Regions from separate parts of the Homo sapiens genome. Here region 2 is linked to region 1. Evidence: read pairs that join two places in POLR2A ChIA-PET (ENCODE). Cell type or tissue: OCI-LY7. All regions are shown on one strand. Each heading gives the region's core, and the rest is flanking DNA. Links, peaks and the distances in the headings are about the cores only. Region 1 overlaps SWAP70 (switching B cell complex subunit SWAP70). Region 2 has its middle 23 kb from the start of WEE1.

Region 1 (8,344 bases), core at 15-8,014:
CACCTGGCTAATTTTTTATATTTTTAGTAGAGACGGGGTTTCACCATGTTAGCCAGGCTGGTCTCGAACTCCTGACCTTGTGATCCACCCACCTCGGCCTCCCAAAGTGCTGGGAGTACAGGCGTGAGCCACCATGCCCGGCCTATTATTGTTTTTTATATATACAAATATAAATATAAATATATATAAATATATAAATATAAAAATATATATAAATATATTTATAAATATAAATATAAAAATATATAAAATATATTTATAAATATAAATATAAAAATATATAAAATATATTTATAAATATAAATATAAAAATATATAAAATATATTTATAAATATAAATATAAAAATATATAAAATATATTTATAAATATAAATATAAAAATATATAAAATATATTTATAAATATAAATATAAAAATATATAAATATATTTAAAAATATAAATATATAAATAAAATAAAATAAAAATAAAAATATATAAATATATATAAATATATAAAAATATATTTATAAATATATATATAAATATATAAAAATATATTTATAAATATATATATAAATATATAAAAGTATATTTATAAATATATATATAAATATATATAAATATATATATAAATATATAAATATATAGAAATATATAGAAATATATATAAATATATTTATATAGAAATATATTTCTATATATAAATATATTTATATAGAAATATATTTCTATATAAATATATAAATATTTCTATATAAATATATTTCTATATAAATATATATAAATAGAAATATATAAATATATTTCTATGTATACATAGAAATATATAAATATATTTCTATGTATACATAGAAATATAAATATATAAATATATAATATAAATATAATATATTATTATTTATAAATATATATAAATATAAATATATAAATATATAATATAATAATATATAATATATAAAATAAATAAATTATATTTATAATTTAAATATAATTTTAATTTAATTTAATTATTAAATATAATAATTATAATATAATTATATTTTATAATATATTTTATAATATATAATATATTTTATATGTTATATATTTTTCTATATTTTATATAATATATAAAATATATATTTTAATAATATATATTTTAATAATATATTTTATATAATATATTTTATAGTATAAAATATATAATTAAATAATAATTTAAATATAATTATAATATAATATAATTTAAATGTAATTTAAATATAATTTAAAATAATATTTATAAATAATATATTTAAATATATATATACATATATGTGTGTGTCTATATATATATATATATATATATATATATATATGATTGTAAAGTAATCAGGTTGGTTCTTCCTTTCCATGTCCCATAAACTTCATATTTCTTCTCTAAAGATAAATTATGAAAAGCTTGGAATATTGACATCATCTTTGGAATAAATGTATTTTTTACTTATTTTAAAAAATTTATTTATTTATTTTGAGACAGGGTCTCACTCTGTCACTCAGGCTGGAGTGCAGTGGCACGATCATAGCTCACCATACCCATGACCTCCATGCTGAAGTGATCCTCCCACCTCAGCCTCCTGAGTAGCTGGGACTACGGGTGTATGCCACCACACCTGGCTAATTTTTTTTTTTTTTTTTTTTTTTTGTAGAGACAGGGTCTCACTTTGCTGCTTAGGCTGGTCTCAAACTCCTGGGCTCAAGCAGTCCATCCACCTACAAGTGTTAGGATTACAGGTATGAGCCACCACATCCAGCCTGTATCTTTCATTTTTAAGAAGATTACTTTGTAGAATGGTATTCGTTTAGATAAATGTGCTTGAGTCATTGCTATAATTAGTAAATATTGGCCTTGAGGGCCCCCAGTGTAGTACAGACAAAGCTTATTTATATACCTAATTTTTAACAAATAGCATATTATTAAGTAAAAGAAAAATGATCCAAGTAAATTTTGAAGCAAAATCTGAAGAAAAATTAACAACATAATTAGATATCATTTTAATAGTATGTCAGTGGAAACAACACACAAACTGTTTTTTTCTCTGCTCTCACACCACAATAACAATCAACACAGAAGATTTCTGGTGACCAAATGTGTGGAGGTTTCTCCCCACACACCAAGTAAGCAATCAGTTCTGCAGTGGACACCAGCTGGGTATCCTCCAGTTCAATTCCAACACTATCTACCTGGAGACAGTGTCAGATCCCACAGAGTGTCAGATCGCACAGTTTGAGGGCTCAGTCCCACAAGACGGTCCTCCTCCTTCCTACCAGTTGCAAATCTGGGCCTCTGGAACTTCTGATGGACCAGCTTCAAGTTGGGTTCTCCGTGACCCCGTCTTTGGGTTCAATTACTTTGCTAGAGTGGCTCACAGAACTTAGGGTGACATGTTTACTGATTTATTACAGAATATATTTTAAAGGATACAAATAGACAGATGAAGAGAGACACAGGGCGAGGAACTTCTATCCTCATGGAGTTGGGGTGCACTGCCCTCCTGGTACATGAATGAGTTCTCATTAACCTTCCTTTAAGCCTCTACATGTTCAGCTCTCTGGGAGCTCCTCAAACCCTGTCCTCTTCCGTCTCTTATGGAGACTTTATTGGATAGTCATGATTAAAGTACAGACAACCATGTAGAAATGTGATTAGACAAAAAAGGGTATGATCTAATATTAATAGACTGAGTGGGAAAATCCAGCAAGGATTGTCTGTTCAGATTCTTCTTGGTCTCTCTGTGTAGCTTTCCTTCCTCCAGGGTATGGGGGAGGACCCCTTCTGAAATGAAGGTCTTGTGGCCTTCAATTAGACAAGGAAGGTCAGAGAATTTCTTTATGGCCAGCTCCAAGATAGAAAGGTTGGGGGAGATGAGATTATATTTTTAGTTTCTACGGCCTGCCTTGGGGAGAAAAAGGAGCAGGCGAAAAAAGGGCAGAAGGTCAGAGAGAGAGAGAGAGATTTGTTTTCTTTTTTCATTGATTTATTTGTTTGTTTGTTTGTTTGTTTGTTTGAGATGGAATCCCGCTCTGTCGCCCAGGCTGGAGTGCAATGGCATGATCTTGGCTCACTGCAACCTCTGCCTCCTGGGTTCAAGCGATTCTCCTACCTCAGCCTCCCAAGTAGCTGGGGTTACAGGTGTATGCCACCATACCCGGCTAATTTTTGTATTTTTTAGTAGAGACCGAGTTTCGCCGTGTTGGCCAGGCTGGTCTCAAACTCCTGACCTCAAGTGATCTGCCCACCTCGGCCTCCCAAAGTGCTGGGATTACAGGTGTGAGCCACTGCACCTGGCTGAGATTCTGTTTTCTGAGACCTGCTTCTGAGGCCTAAAGCACCCCAACATTATAACAAGGGCTATGGCGTTATGAGCCAGGGACCATGGATGAAAACCTATATATATTTATCTATGTATATCTCTGTCTCATAATATCACATGTTGCAGACAGACTTTTGTCAAACTTATCAATAAAATCGAACTATAGAACACAGATTTAAAAAAAACCCTTGGGAAGCTGGGTGCAGTGGCTCATGACTATAATCCCAGAACTTTGGAAAGCTGAGGCAGGAGGATTGCTTGAAGCCAGGAGTTTGAAAACAGCCTGGAAAATATAGTGAGACTTTATCTCTACAAAAAATTTAAAAATTAGCTGGACATGGTGGTGGGCACCTGTGGTCCCAGCTACTCAGGAGGAGGAGGTTTCAGTGAGCTGAGATAGTGCCACTGTATTGCAGCCTGGGTGACAGAGCAAGACTTTGTCTCAAAAATAAATAAATAGGCTGGGTGCGGTGGCTCATGCCTGTAATCCCAGCACTTTGGGAGGCCGAGGTGGGCGGATCACGAGGTCAGGAGATGGAGACCATCCTGGCTAACACGGTGAAACCCCTTCTCTACCAAAAATACAAAAAAAGAAATTAGCTGGGCGTGGTGGCGGGCGGCTGTAGTCCCAGCTACTCGGGAGGCTGAGGCAGGAGAATGGTGTGAACCCGGGAGGCAGAGCTTGCAGTGAGCGGAGATTATGCCACTGCCCTCCAGCCTGGGCGACAGAGCGAGACTCCGTCTCAAAAAAAAAAAAAAAATTTTAAATTTAAAAAATAGAAGCCACTCCTAGGCCAGGTGCAGTGGCTCATGCCTGTAATACTAGCACTTTTGGAGATTGAGGCAAATGGATCACTTGAACCCAGGAGTTTGAGACCAGCCTTTGCAACATAGTAAGACAAGAAATTTAAAAAGTTAGAGAGGTATGGTGGCACACGCCTGTAGTCCAAGTTCCTTCTGTAGCTGAGACAGGAGATGGCCTGAACTCAGGAGATGGAGGCTGGAGTGAGCTATGATTGTGCCACTGCACTCCAGCCTGGGAAACAGAGTGAGACCCTGTATCCAAAGAAAAAGAAAGAAAGAAACAGAGAGGGAGCGAGAGAGAGAGAGAGAGAGAGGGAGCGAGAGAGAGAGAGAGAGAGAGAGAGAGAGAGAGAGAGAGAGAGAGAGAGAGAGAGAGAGAGAGAGAGAGAGAGAGGAGGGAGGAGGGAGGGACAGAGGGAGGGAAAGGGAGAAAGGGAGAAAGACCTCTTATGGCTTACATAAACTACAATAGAAACAGATGTTTGCTGGTTGTCTAGTCACAGTAATGTTTTCTTGTTAAAACAACTGTTTTATATTTTATATATATTATATATATTTATAGCCATAAATAAGGTCATTGCAGGTCAGTAGGTTTTCTCGAATCTTTAAGCCCTCCTCCGCACACCACCCCTCTCCCCAAAAAGGGAACCACTTCTGTCTGCTTCCCTTTCCTTACCTTGATTTTTTTTCTCCTTCCTTCTCCTGCATTCCCTGTAATCTCACTGGGCATCTTCCTGGCAATCTGTGCACCTTCTACCGGGGAGCTCTGTCTCTCTGGCTCCAGTTGTAACTTGACTGGCTCCCCACCTGAGTTGAGAGTACGTAGGCCTTTATCTCTGCACCCATCCTGTGCACGTTCATAGAAGTCATCAGCTCTGTTAACTTGATTTGCAATTGGATTGTTAAATACAACTGATTGTCATGTTGATTTGGTGTTACTTGGTTTTTCAGGCTGAACTAACCAGGAACACTAAGTGATTGTTTTGAGCTTTTTCTTAAGCAAAGATTTACTTGCTTTTCAGCAGCTGAAGTAGATAGCAATAGGCTAATAGTGGGGAAACAGACTTCCAGAAACACATTTTCTACTTGCTTTTAAACTTGTATTCATGAATAGTCCTTTCTTAGAACAAACCGTATAGTTTAAGACTGTATTATCTGTTTTGATTGCAATTTTAGTATATTCTGTGTTAACTGATGGTAGACTGAAAACTGTATTGAGAGAGATGGAAAGGGGTTTTCTTTATAGGAAGGTGCTAGGTGCACATAGGTAGCTGAGTAAATGTAGTTGAATTCAACGTTAGACATTTTTTCCACCATTTTTCCCCCTTGGTTTGGTTTTGGTGCTCTTCTTTTGTTTGTACAGTTTGTCCCTTGGTATCCTTGGGGGATTGGTTCCAGGACTCCCTGCAGATACCAAAATCGTAGGATGCTCAAGACTCTTATATAAAATGGCATAATATTTGCATATAACCTATGTATATCTTTCTTTATACTTTAAATTATCTCTAGATTACTTATAATACCTAATGCAATATAAATGCTGTGTAAATAGTTGTTAAGTTACATTGTTTAAGGAATAATGACAGGAAGAAAAGTTTGCCCATGTTAAGTATAGATGCAGTTTTTTTTTTTTTTTTTTTGAGACGGAGTCTTGCTCTGTTGCCCAGGCTGGAGTGCAGTGGCGCAATCTCGGCTTACTGCAAGCTCCGCCTCCTGGGTTTATGCCATTCTCCTGCCTCAGCCTCCTCAGTAGCTGGGATTACAGGCGCCCGCCACCACGCCCGGCTAATTTTTTTTGTATTTTTTTAGCAGAGACGGGGTGTCACCATGTTAGGCAGGATGGTCTTGGTCTCCTGACCTCGTGATCCGCCTGCCTCGGCCTCCCAAAGTGCTGGGATTACAGGCGTGAGCCACTGTGCCTGGCCCAGATGCAGTTTTTAAGGGGAATGTTTTCAGTCCACACTTGCTTGAACACACAGATGCAGAACCGAGGGATACGGAGGGCCAACTGTATTTCTCTCTTTTTTTTTTTTAATGAGAGCTATTCGTATGTGGATTCTATACTCTCTAATAATAATAAACCTTATTAATGTGGCACCTGAAACAGACATTGTTACTTTTAAATTATGGTATAAATTTGCAGAAGTCATAATGGAAATAGGAATAGGGCATCTTATTTGAAGTAGAAGCAATAATTATTTCTCTTCTACTGGTGCTAACAATTTTTTTAAAAAATTATTTAGAATTTCAGTGGTTTTGCTGAAAGATGCTAAATCTCCAGTGTTACTTAGAAATACAGTACATACAATTCTAAGAAAAAAGGTTATTATTTAAACATGTATATTAAAAAGAAGCTTTTTTAATATCTCATATAGACACATATAAATTTTATAAAATTCTAAAGGGTATTTACAAAAATGAAAAGTAAGTTTCCCTTAACCCTTGGCCCATATTAGTCCCCTGTCCTGGAGGTAACCATTATTTCTAGCTTCTTCTGTTCCTTTGAGAGATCAAAATGAAGCTTAAAATTAATACCCTTATTGTTTAGTAAATGTTTTCCTCTTAAATATAGCAAAATCTAGTGATATTTTTTGCAACCTCTGTTATAGCTTTACTTTGCAGTTATGGTTGCAGGGTGAATTACATGTCAGCACTGGAAATGTCTTGAAATGAACTCATTGTCTGTGCATTTTTATCCTGTTGTTTTTAGAAATACAGCTTTAAAAAAATTTATTGTACCTTTTTGAAATAAAAGAATTTACAACTCTGGTGTAGATCTAAATGAAAAAAATTTTGATGAACAACATGGATAGTTTAAATCTTTAGTATTTTCTCAATGATAGATTTTCAACTAAAATCTTTTTTTAGTTTTTTTATCTTTTGCCTCACAATTGGTTTGGATATCTTACGAATCATACCATGTTTTCTGTTCCCATACAGACATTTAGCCTAAAAAAATTTTACTTGCTAGTTACAAAGGTAATTCAGCCAGGCCATTGGTAAGTTGAAAATATAAAGGAAGCAAATTATGAGACAGGGTTTTTATTTGTGGAACACAATATACAAATGTAGTTAATTCTTTTGTGAACTTGGCATGTATAGTATTCCCTTCCTAATCTTTTGTGTTGTGTTTCTGCTAACCTCTATGGTAAAAGGTTCTATTGAGGAACAAAAACAATCAATTTTTAAAATGGGGTTGGGGATCAGAGTCTTGAGTGAGCCTATTAAAGTGCTGGGATTACAGGCATGAGCCACTGCACCCAGCCTAAAGTCTTTGTAAATATTTTTTATGTAGATATCACCAAAATAAAATAGTAAGGGCAGCTCTCTAAATAAAGAGAAAATTACACATTTAGATATCTTAAAATAGGATAATGAATGTTGGATTATTTCTAGTTTCTATTCCTTACTTGCTAGAAACTTTTCAGTGAGATAACTTGGACATTTTTATGTTTTTTTTTTTTTTTGGGAAATACATGTACTTTTATCGAAAATAACACGTAAACTCTGAGGTGCTTTTTTTTTTTTTTTTTTTTTGGTATTTGACCTTCCATCTTAATAGTACATTTCTGATCTTAGGACTCAGAGTTCTTAACCTCTCTGATCTCCATTTTGTATTTCCTTTGGGGTCTCATCACAGTCCCAGAGGTACATAGTAACAAAGCTAGAGACAGAAGAGGCTTTAGGCGACCTTCTCCCAGGTACTCAGCATGCCATCACTCAATAGGTATTTCTCATTCCTTCCCACCGTGAGGGTTATAGAACCTTAGTCCCATCAGTGGTGATTATTAGCACATTAGCACTCTCACTCGCTTCCTTAGTCCCTCTTAGGCATGTCCTTGTTCCCCTCCCACAACACAAGCCTAAGGTAGATCCTTGCCTCAGCTTCCTTTTTCTTCCCCAAGACTGCGTTTCATGAAACTATTTTTCCTGCTCTACTTTCTGCTTCATTTCCTTCTTCTCATCCTACCTTCGTGTTCCTTTTCTTTAAACTCAAAATCTGTGTCTACTGGAAACTGCAGTTTTCAGCAGTTGAGGGAGAGATATTTAAATGGAAATCTGTGTGTATACTTGAATTTCATATAAGGAGATCTTGCGGTTAAGGAGAGATTTCTGCAATATTAGAAACACTAATTTTTTTGATCTTAAGACTCTTCTGTTTTCTGTACCTTTTGCTTCTTTAGGAATAATTAGCTTTACAACATTTGATTTGAAGGAGGAGAATG
Region 2 (8,344 bases), core at 29-8,028, 78 kb before region 1:
CAGAATTTGTTGCTTTCTTAAGGTATCTTTATTTGTGAAATTTGCAAAGGCCAATTAAAGCAATCAACAAGGAGGATAGATCAAAAAAGAATTTTGGAAGTGTTTTGGATATTATGTAAATCTTAAGTGAAGCCTGGAACTAGGAATCTGGAGGCAACTGCCTCATTCAGTATTTTTGAAGGTATTTGTATAACTGTAAAAAGCATCACTGAAACTGAGAGACACTGCAGAGTAAGTGAATCTAGAAATTTCTCTTGCAAACTGATAATATTGCTAGACATTTCTCGGAAGCTCAGCAAAGTAGATTTTTATAAAAATGGAAGAATAAGACGTCATTGCAACTGTCCCTCTCCCAACATTTAGCATTCAAAAACTTTTGAGAGGCATTCATCTGAACATTACTGAACTTTTTTTTTCCTTTGTGGCAGATGACCCTAATTTTCAGTGCAAATTCAAAGGTCTCTGGAGTAAGGAAAAATATCTATGTATGCCCTAGGAAGATTCACCAGGAAAAGATGGCATGTTGTGTCCAAACTTCATTAAACTAAGAGTCAAAGAAACTTCGGCCAGTCCAGCCCATGAAGAAAAATACCTCAAAGGAACATTTACATCACAGTTCACATTGTTTAGTTTTATATGGTTAATAAACATTTTGAAGAGCATATACTTGTTCTGATTTTTGACATAGTTGTGGCATGAAATAGGTTTCCAGGCCTGGAATTCCAATTTATGCTTACTAATTCATTATGCCAATGGGAAATACAGGGTTTTTTTGCTTGATTTTGTTTTTTTGTTTTTGAGACGGGGTCTTGATCTGTTGCCCAGGCTCCAGTGCAGTGGCGCAATCTTGGCTCACCACAACCTCCACCTGCTGGGTTCAAGCAATTCTCCTGCCTCAGCCTCCCAAGTAGCTGGGACTACAGGCACCCGCCACCATGCCCGGCTGATTTTTGTATTTTTAGTAGAGACAAGGTTTCACTATGTTGGCCAGGCTTGTCTGGAACTCCTGACCTTGTGATCTGCCCACCTCAGCCTCCCAAAGTGCTGGGATTACAGGTGTGAGCCACCGCACCCAGCTTGGAAATATAGGTTTGGTATACAATTCAATTTAGGATGATTATCCAGGAGAGGAGGAACTTTTTTGCAGGTGAGAGTATGAAGGCTCAAGGGAGTAAAATAATTTAGGAAATCAATTTAGTAGGTAGCAGAGTCAGAATTCCAACTCAGATCTCATAGCAAAGAATCATGCTTTTTCTAGACATATGAAGGTTGAAGACAAATACTAATTAAAGAGGCGATCTCCAATCTTTTGGGCACCAGGGACCGGTTTTGTGGAAGGTAATTTTTTCACTGGGGTTGGGGTGTTGCAGGGGAATGGTTTCAAGGTGATTCAAGCACATTACATTTATTGTGCACTTTATTTCTATTATTATTACATTATAATATGTAATGAAATAATTATACAACTCACCATAATGTAAGTCAGTGGGAGCCCTGACCTTGTTTTCCTGCAACTAGATGGTCCTGTCTTGGGGTGATGAGAGACAGTGACACATCATCACGGATTAGGTTTTTACAAGAAGCATGCAACCTAGAGCCCTCGCTTGTGCAGTTCACAGTAGAGTTCGTGCTCCTAGGAGAATCTAATGCCACGGCTGATCTGATGGGAGGTGGAGCTCAGGTGATAATGCAAGCAATCGGGAGCAGCTGTAAATACAGATGAAGCTTCTCTGGCTTGCCCGCTGCTCACCTCCCGCTGTGCGGCCCGGTTCCTAACAGGGCACGAACTGGTACCATGGGGGTTTTGCCATTAATTCAGGGGTTGAGAACCCCTGAGTTAAAAGACAGTGTTCAGGCAGCAAAGGAGAGTAAGAAGGTGCAGGCTGAGAATTAGGAAAACTGGATGGAATCTGACAGAGAATAAGAGAATTTTGAAGGAGAAATTGATTAACTGTGACTAATACAGAAAAGATTGAACAATGACTCAAAGCTCTGTGAAGGTATCTAGAGTTCATTAGAAGATATTTGGTGAGCGGTGTCAGTACAGGGGAAACAGCCAGATTACAATGGGTTGAGATGTAAATGGGAGATGAGGAAATAGAGATAGCAAGCACAGATCATTTGCAAGAAGCATGGCTGAAAGAGAAGGGGAAGGGAGGAGAGAGCTATAATTAGAGGGGAATCTTCTTTGGGTTTTGCTGGGGTGTTTTGTTTTGTTTTGTTTTGCTGAGATAGGGTCTCACTTTGTAGCCCAGACTGGAGTACAGTGGCCCAATTTTGGCTCACCACAGGCTCGACCTCCCAGGCTCAAATGATCTTCCTGCCTCAGTCTTTCAAGTAGCTGGCGACACAAGTGTGCACTACCACTCCTGGCTAATTTGTGTATTTTTGGTAGAGCCAGGGTTTTGCCATGTTGCCCAGGCTGGTCTCAAACTCCTGGGCTCAAGTGATCTGCCCGACTAGGCCTCCCAAAGTGCTAGGATTACAGGTGCGAGCCACTGCACCTGGCCTGGGTTTTGCTGATTTTGGTATTATTTATCATCTACGTGCTAAGTGTTTTACATACATAATGACATTTAATCCTCATAAGAACTCTGTGACAAAATCCCCATTTTTCAAATGGTTTTTAAGAGAGGTAAAATGTTTCCCCAATTACAAAGCTACAGCATCAGGATACGAAGCTACAGCATCAGGATTCAAACCTAAAGTGTTTGGCTGAACCACTAGCCAAATTTGTAGCAAGTTCTCTGAGTTTGGAGCGGAGGAAGAATAAGTGTGAATGAGACAAGTTTTGGGAAGTGCAGGAAATGGGGAGGGGAATTCCAGTTTAATGCTCTCTCCTCTGAAGTTGGAATTGTGTCCCAGGAACTGAAAGTGCCTCAGGGGACTGAGGACAGAGGCACATGTATAGAAGGAATGCCTCCTCACTCTGCTGCTGCTGCCTTCTTTCCTTCTGGATGAAGTGGCTAAAAGTCTTCAGAGGGCCAGGAGCGGTGGCTCACGCCTGTAATCCCAGCACTTTGGGAGGCCGAGATGGGTGGATCATTTGAGGTCAGGAGTTCAAGGCCAGCCTGGCCAACATGGTGAAATCCCGCCTCTACTAAAAATACAAAAATTAGCCAGGTGTGGTGGCAGGTGCTGTAATTCCAGCTACTTGGGAGGCTGAGACAGAAGAATCACCTGAACCTGGGAGCTGTAGGTTTCGGTGAGCTGAGAATATGCCACTGCACTCCAGCCTGGGTGAGTCTTTAGAGTATACTATATAGATATTTAAAGCAGCGTTTCAAGAAGTTTTTATGATTAGAGAAATTTATGTGTTATAATAAAGTAAGAAAAAAAACAGCAAACAAAATTGTACACATGGGATTGTTGTTAAAGCATTAAAAGAATGAAGGCCAACAACAGCTGTCATTTACGTGACTGGTGGGATTACTGAAGCTTTCCCACTCTTTTTTCCTTTTAAAAAATATTTGAGGCCGGGGCCGGGCGCCGTGGCTTACGCCTGTAATCCCAGCACTCTGGGAGGCCAAGGTGAGCGGATCACCTGAGGTCGGGAGTTTGAGACCAGCCTGACCAACATGGAGAAACCCCCGTCTCTACTCAAAATACAAAATTAGCTGGGCATGGTGGTGCATGCCTGTAATCCCAGCTACTGTGGAGACTGAGGCAGGAGAATCGCTTGAACCCTGGAGGTGGAGGTTGCAGTGAGCTGAGATGATGCCATTGCACTCCAGCCTGGACAATAAGAGCGAAACTCCATCTCAAAAAAAAACTCGAGCTCAAGAGTTCAAGACTAGCTTGGGCAACATAGTGAAACCCCCATCTCTACTAAAAATACAAAAATTAGCCAGGCGTGATGGCATGCACCTGTAGTCTCAGCTACTTGGGAGGCTGAGGTTGGGAGGATCACCTGAGCCCAGGAGGCGGCAGTTGCAGTGAGCCAAGATCTGCACTCCAGCCTGGATGTCAGAGCAATACCCTGTCTCTCACACACACAGACACAAACAAACAAACAAACAAAAAGTTATTAACATATGCAGTCAATAGAAATTGAGCAAGTCACCTGGCTTGCAAAGATTTGTCCAATAATCATCCTCTACTGCCCCCACAAATTTCTAATAATGGGCACCACTCCCTTGAATACAGGGGCACCTATATGATCTGGGCTGGACCAAATGGAGTTTCTCCTGGAACCTTGCAGATGCTCCCGTTGCTGGCAAAGATAAGGAGGCCAAGCTGCATAGCAAAAGCTGATTTGCAGGTGAAGTGAATGAACCAACACAGAAGCAGAATTGAGAAATGAGGAGGGCAAGATCTGAGAACATCGGAGTCCCTGAAGCCAATCTTGGTTGGGTTCTATGAGCCTATACATATTCCTCTTTTGGCTTAAGCTATTTTAAGGTGAGTCAGTTGCTTGAAATGAAAAGAGCTTGCCTAATGCAACATATTTTTCTAAACTTGTAGCCATGAGTTAAATCATCTAGATACTGTATTGTTGCCAGAAAAATGGGTCTTGATCCAGACCCCAAGAGAGGGTTCTTAGATCTTGTGTAGGAAGGAATTCAAAGTGAGTTCACAGAGTGCAGTGAGAAGAGATAGTTTATTGAAAGCTACTGTCGGCTGGGAGCGGTGGCTCATGCCTGTGATCCCAGCACTTTGGGAGGCTGAGGCAGGTGGATCATCTGAGGTCAGAAGTTCGAGACCAGCCTGACCAATATGGTGAAACCCTGTTTCTACTAAAAAATACAAAAATTAGCCGGGCGTGGTGGCATGCGCCTATAGTCCCAGCTACTTGGGAGGCTGAGACAGGAGAATTGGTTGAACCCAGGAGGCAGAGGTTGAAGTGAGCTGAGATTGTGCCACTGTACTCCAGCCTGGTGACAGAGCGAGCCTCCATCTCAAAAGAAAAAGAAAGCTACTGTTACAGACTAGAACATCCTCAGAAGGCAAGAGGAGGAACACCTCATCTTTAAGTTTTTCTTATATAGAGGTCTTGTCTACATAAAAGCTAGGCTAAGATGTGTCTACATGAGAGTAGGTTGCAGCATCACAAAATTTATTATTCTGTTGATTTAAAGAAAGCTGTCCTTGACATTCTAGTGTGTAAGTACCTCAAAGTATAACTATAATTATATTTTGGGTTTTTTTTTTTTTTTTTTTTTTTGGGGGACAGGGTCTCATTCTCTCACCCAGCCTGGGAATGCAGTGGCACAATCTCAGCTCGCTGCAACCTTCACCTCCTGGGCTCAAGTGATCCTCCCACCTCAGCCTCCTGAGTAGCTGGGACCACAGGTGCACACCACCATGCCTGGCTAATTTTTGTTTACTTTCGTAGATGGGGTCTCGCTATGTTGCCCAGGCTAGTCTCAAACTCTTGGGCTCAAGGAATGCTCCCGCCTTGGCCTCCCAAAATGCTGGGATTACAGGCATGAGCCACTGCATCTGGCCATTATAATTATCTTGAAAGCATATATTGTTATGGGTATTGAGACATCTGGACTTCTAGTTGTTGTAGGAGTATGTCGTTGCAGGTATCTTTAAGCTGTTTCCTCAACTGTAAACAGCTTGTGATCATGGGTCGTGAGTGGCAAGGAATGTGCCTTGGCTAGTTTTAAGATGGAGTTTAGGCCAGGCACGGTGGCTCACGCCTGTAATCCCAGCATTTTGGAAGGCCAAGGTGGGTGGATCACCTGAGGTCAGGGGTTCAAGACCAGACTGGCCAACATGGTGAAACCTCATTGCTACTAAAACTACAAAAATTAGCCAGGCATGGTGGCATATGCCTGTAATCCCAGCTACTCAGGAGGCAGGAGAATCGCTTGAACCCGGGAGGCAGAGGTTACAGTGAGCTGAGATCGTGCCACTGCACTCCAGATTGTGCCACTGTACTCTGGGTGACAGAGTGAGACTCTGTCTCAATTAAAAAAAAAAAAAAAGATGGAATTGATTTTAAAATGATGTCACTCTGATTCTCCTTCCCTAACAGCATGACTGAGGATTGCAAAGATCTGAGGGTCTCCAGGTTCATTCCTTGGTTGAGGTTTCTGCTGTGTCAAGAATGGCATGTGATAGCAGCAGACCCCGCAGCGTCTCTTCCTGGCCTGCCTCACTTTCCTCGTTATATGTACTTATAGCATTAATTTTCTAGTGGCTTACTTGGTGCAAAGCACCAGGCACAGCAGTTCCAGAAAGAATTTTACTGCTAGACCTTGACTTCCATTGAACAGGATTAGACATCCCATAGTTCCACTAACAATTAAAGAGACCTATGCAGCCAGGTGATTTGGACAATAAAATGTGCAGTTTTTTTTCCTGTTTGTCACACACTATTGCTACGAGTATCGAACAACCCATTCTTGGGGAGTGAAAATGGAGATAAAAGCTCATGAGGCAGGCCAGGCACGGTGGCTCATGCCTGTAATCCCAGCACTTCGGGAGGCCAAGGTGGGCGGATCACGAGGTCAGGAGTTCGAGACCAGCCTGACCAATGTGGTGAAACCCCATCTCTACTAAAAATGCAAAAATTAGCTGGGCATGATGGTGCATGCCTGTAATCCCAGCTACTCAGGAGGCAAAGGCAGGAGAATCACTTGAACCGAGGAGGTGGAGGTTGCAGTGAGCCGAGATCACACCACTGCACTCCAGCCTGGGTGACAAAGTGAGACTCCATCTAAAAAAAAAACCCATAAGGAGTCTTAAATTTGTATTTGAAATTGGGAAAAAGTTGTATTTCAAGGCTCCTCAGTCTTTATTATTATTATTATTATTTGGAGATAGGGCCTCACTCTGTCACTCAGACTGGAGTGCAGTGGCACAATCACGGCTCACTGTAGCCTCGAACTCCTAGGCTCAAGCTATCCTCCTGCCTCAGCCTCCAGAGTAGCTAGGACTACAGGCATGCACCACTATGTCTAGCTAATTTTAAAATTTTTTGTAGAGATGGGGTCTTGCTGTGTTGCCCCGGCTGGCCTCACACTCCTAGGCTCAAACAATCCTCCTGCCTCGGCCTCCCAAAGTGCTGGGATTACAGGCATGAGCCACCACACGCAGCCTTAAGCTTCCTCGTTAAAAGATGGAGCAAAATACTGAAGCTGGGGAAGACAGAGGACCTGGCTCCACCACATGCTTCCCAATTAGATTCCTGGCTTCGACACTGAAGGGACCAGAGCATACAGGGAAATGGCACTTACGTTTACTTTGCTGATTCAATTTTTTGGTTCATTTTTTTCAATCAACATTTTTTTAAAATTTTTATTTTTATTTTTTGAGACAGAGTCTCACTCTGTTGCCCAGGCTAGAGTGCAGTGGCACGATCTCGGCTCACTGCAACCTCCACCTCCCGGGTTCAAGCCATCTTCACACCTCATCCTCCCAACTAGCTGGGACTACAGGCTTCTGTCACCATGCTTAGCTAATTTTTGTTTGTTTGTAGAAACGGGATTGTTGTCTAGGCTGGTCTCAAAGTCCTGAGCTCAAGCCATCTGCCCACCTTGGCCTCCCAAAGTGCTGGGATTGCAGGTGTGAGCCACCATGTGCAGCAACATTTACTTTAAGGACTTGCACTGTGCTAGTCCTTGCACCCTCATGTCTCCTGCGCCATCCTCCTGCTCCCAGTGTTCTGGTGCTGTCTCCTCTGTGCCCAGGCCTCTGTGCCTGAGACTTGGGCAATGTCAACCCCAGGTCCCCTTCTTTCTCCTGGTACCTGAATGCTGAGCAGTTACTAGCTAGTGCTAGACACAGATACAAATACAAACAAGATAATCCTTCTTCCTTCTCCATTGTACACAGTGTAGTGGAGGTATTAGGCAGAAACAACTAACCATATACAATAAAATAATGTCCTTTTGTGGCAAGCATAGGTCACTATGGGGACCAAATGGTAAGCAATGAATCCACGGGATAAAGAGCTGGGTATTGCTGTTCGCAGGAGAGGCGACACCTCATCTAGGGCTTGAAAGATGGATAAGAGTTTGCTAAGTGGATGAGGCAGAAGGGTTTCCTAGGTAGCGGGATCCATCATCATGAACAAGGCCCAGAGGAATGCAGCTGTGCAGGTTATTAGGGTGGCAAGAGCATAGTGTGTTTCACTGCCAGTGAAGCCAGTTTCACTGCCAGATTCATGTTTTCCATTGCTGGGTTTCAATTCTGCAATAAGCAAACTTCTGAAAAATATGAATTTCTGTTTATTCTTGTTCAGACCAAAGCTGAAAATATTGATGAATGAGCAAATGAAAGGAATGTATATAAGAGAGCTTAGGCTTTTTCCATCAAGGAATGAGTCACAACAACCCTGGGAAGAAAAGAAGAGAAGGACTTGTGTCACCATTGCAATGCTGTCCTCTTC

What was found. ChIA-PET counts read pairs that join two places held together with the same protein. Peaks named below come from ENCODE experiments on the same cell type or tissue, not always from the same donor. Only the 100,000 strongest peaks of a DNase experiment are listed, where the experiment ranks them.
Region 2: POLR2A ChIA-PET joins it to region 1 with 15 read pairs; 6 of 35 experiments call an interaction of 5 or more read pairs at or near these places.

What each region holds. Positions count from the first base shown.
Region 1 is chr11:9,670,910-9,679,253 of GRCh38, forward strand. The region is part of intron 1 of SWAP70 (switching B cell complex subunit SWAP70); the gene reads left to right. Among named protein-coding and RNA genes, the nearest start is that of SWAP70, 11 kb to the left of the region's middle. RefSeq lists enhancers at 4,897-5,431, 7,603-8,142. In OCI-LY7, for the core only: no CTCF peak of the experiment used is centred there; DNase peaks (open chromatin) are centred at 4,223 and 4,942; H3K4me3 peaks cover 3,013 bases; H3K27ac peaks cover 5,214 bases.
Region 2 is chr11:9,592,797-9,601,140 of GRCh38, forward strand. No RefSeq gene overlaps it. Among named protein-coding and RNA genes, the nearest start is that of WEE1, 23 kb to the left of the region's middle. RefSeq lists silencers at 3,665-3,714, 3,875-3,944 and enhancers at 4,185-4,264, 4,375-4,434, 7,819-7,898, 7,946-8,344, 8,159-8,328. In OCI-LY7, for the core only: no CTCF peak of the experiment used is centred there; DNase peaks (open chromatin) are centred at 1,665, 2,305, 3,845 and 4,325; H3K4me3 peaks cover 4,305 bases; H3K27ac peaks cover 7,949 bases.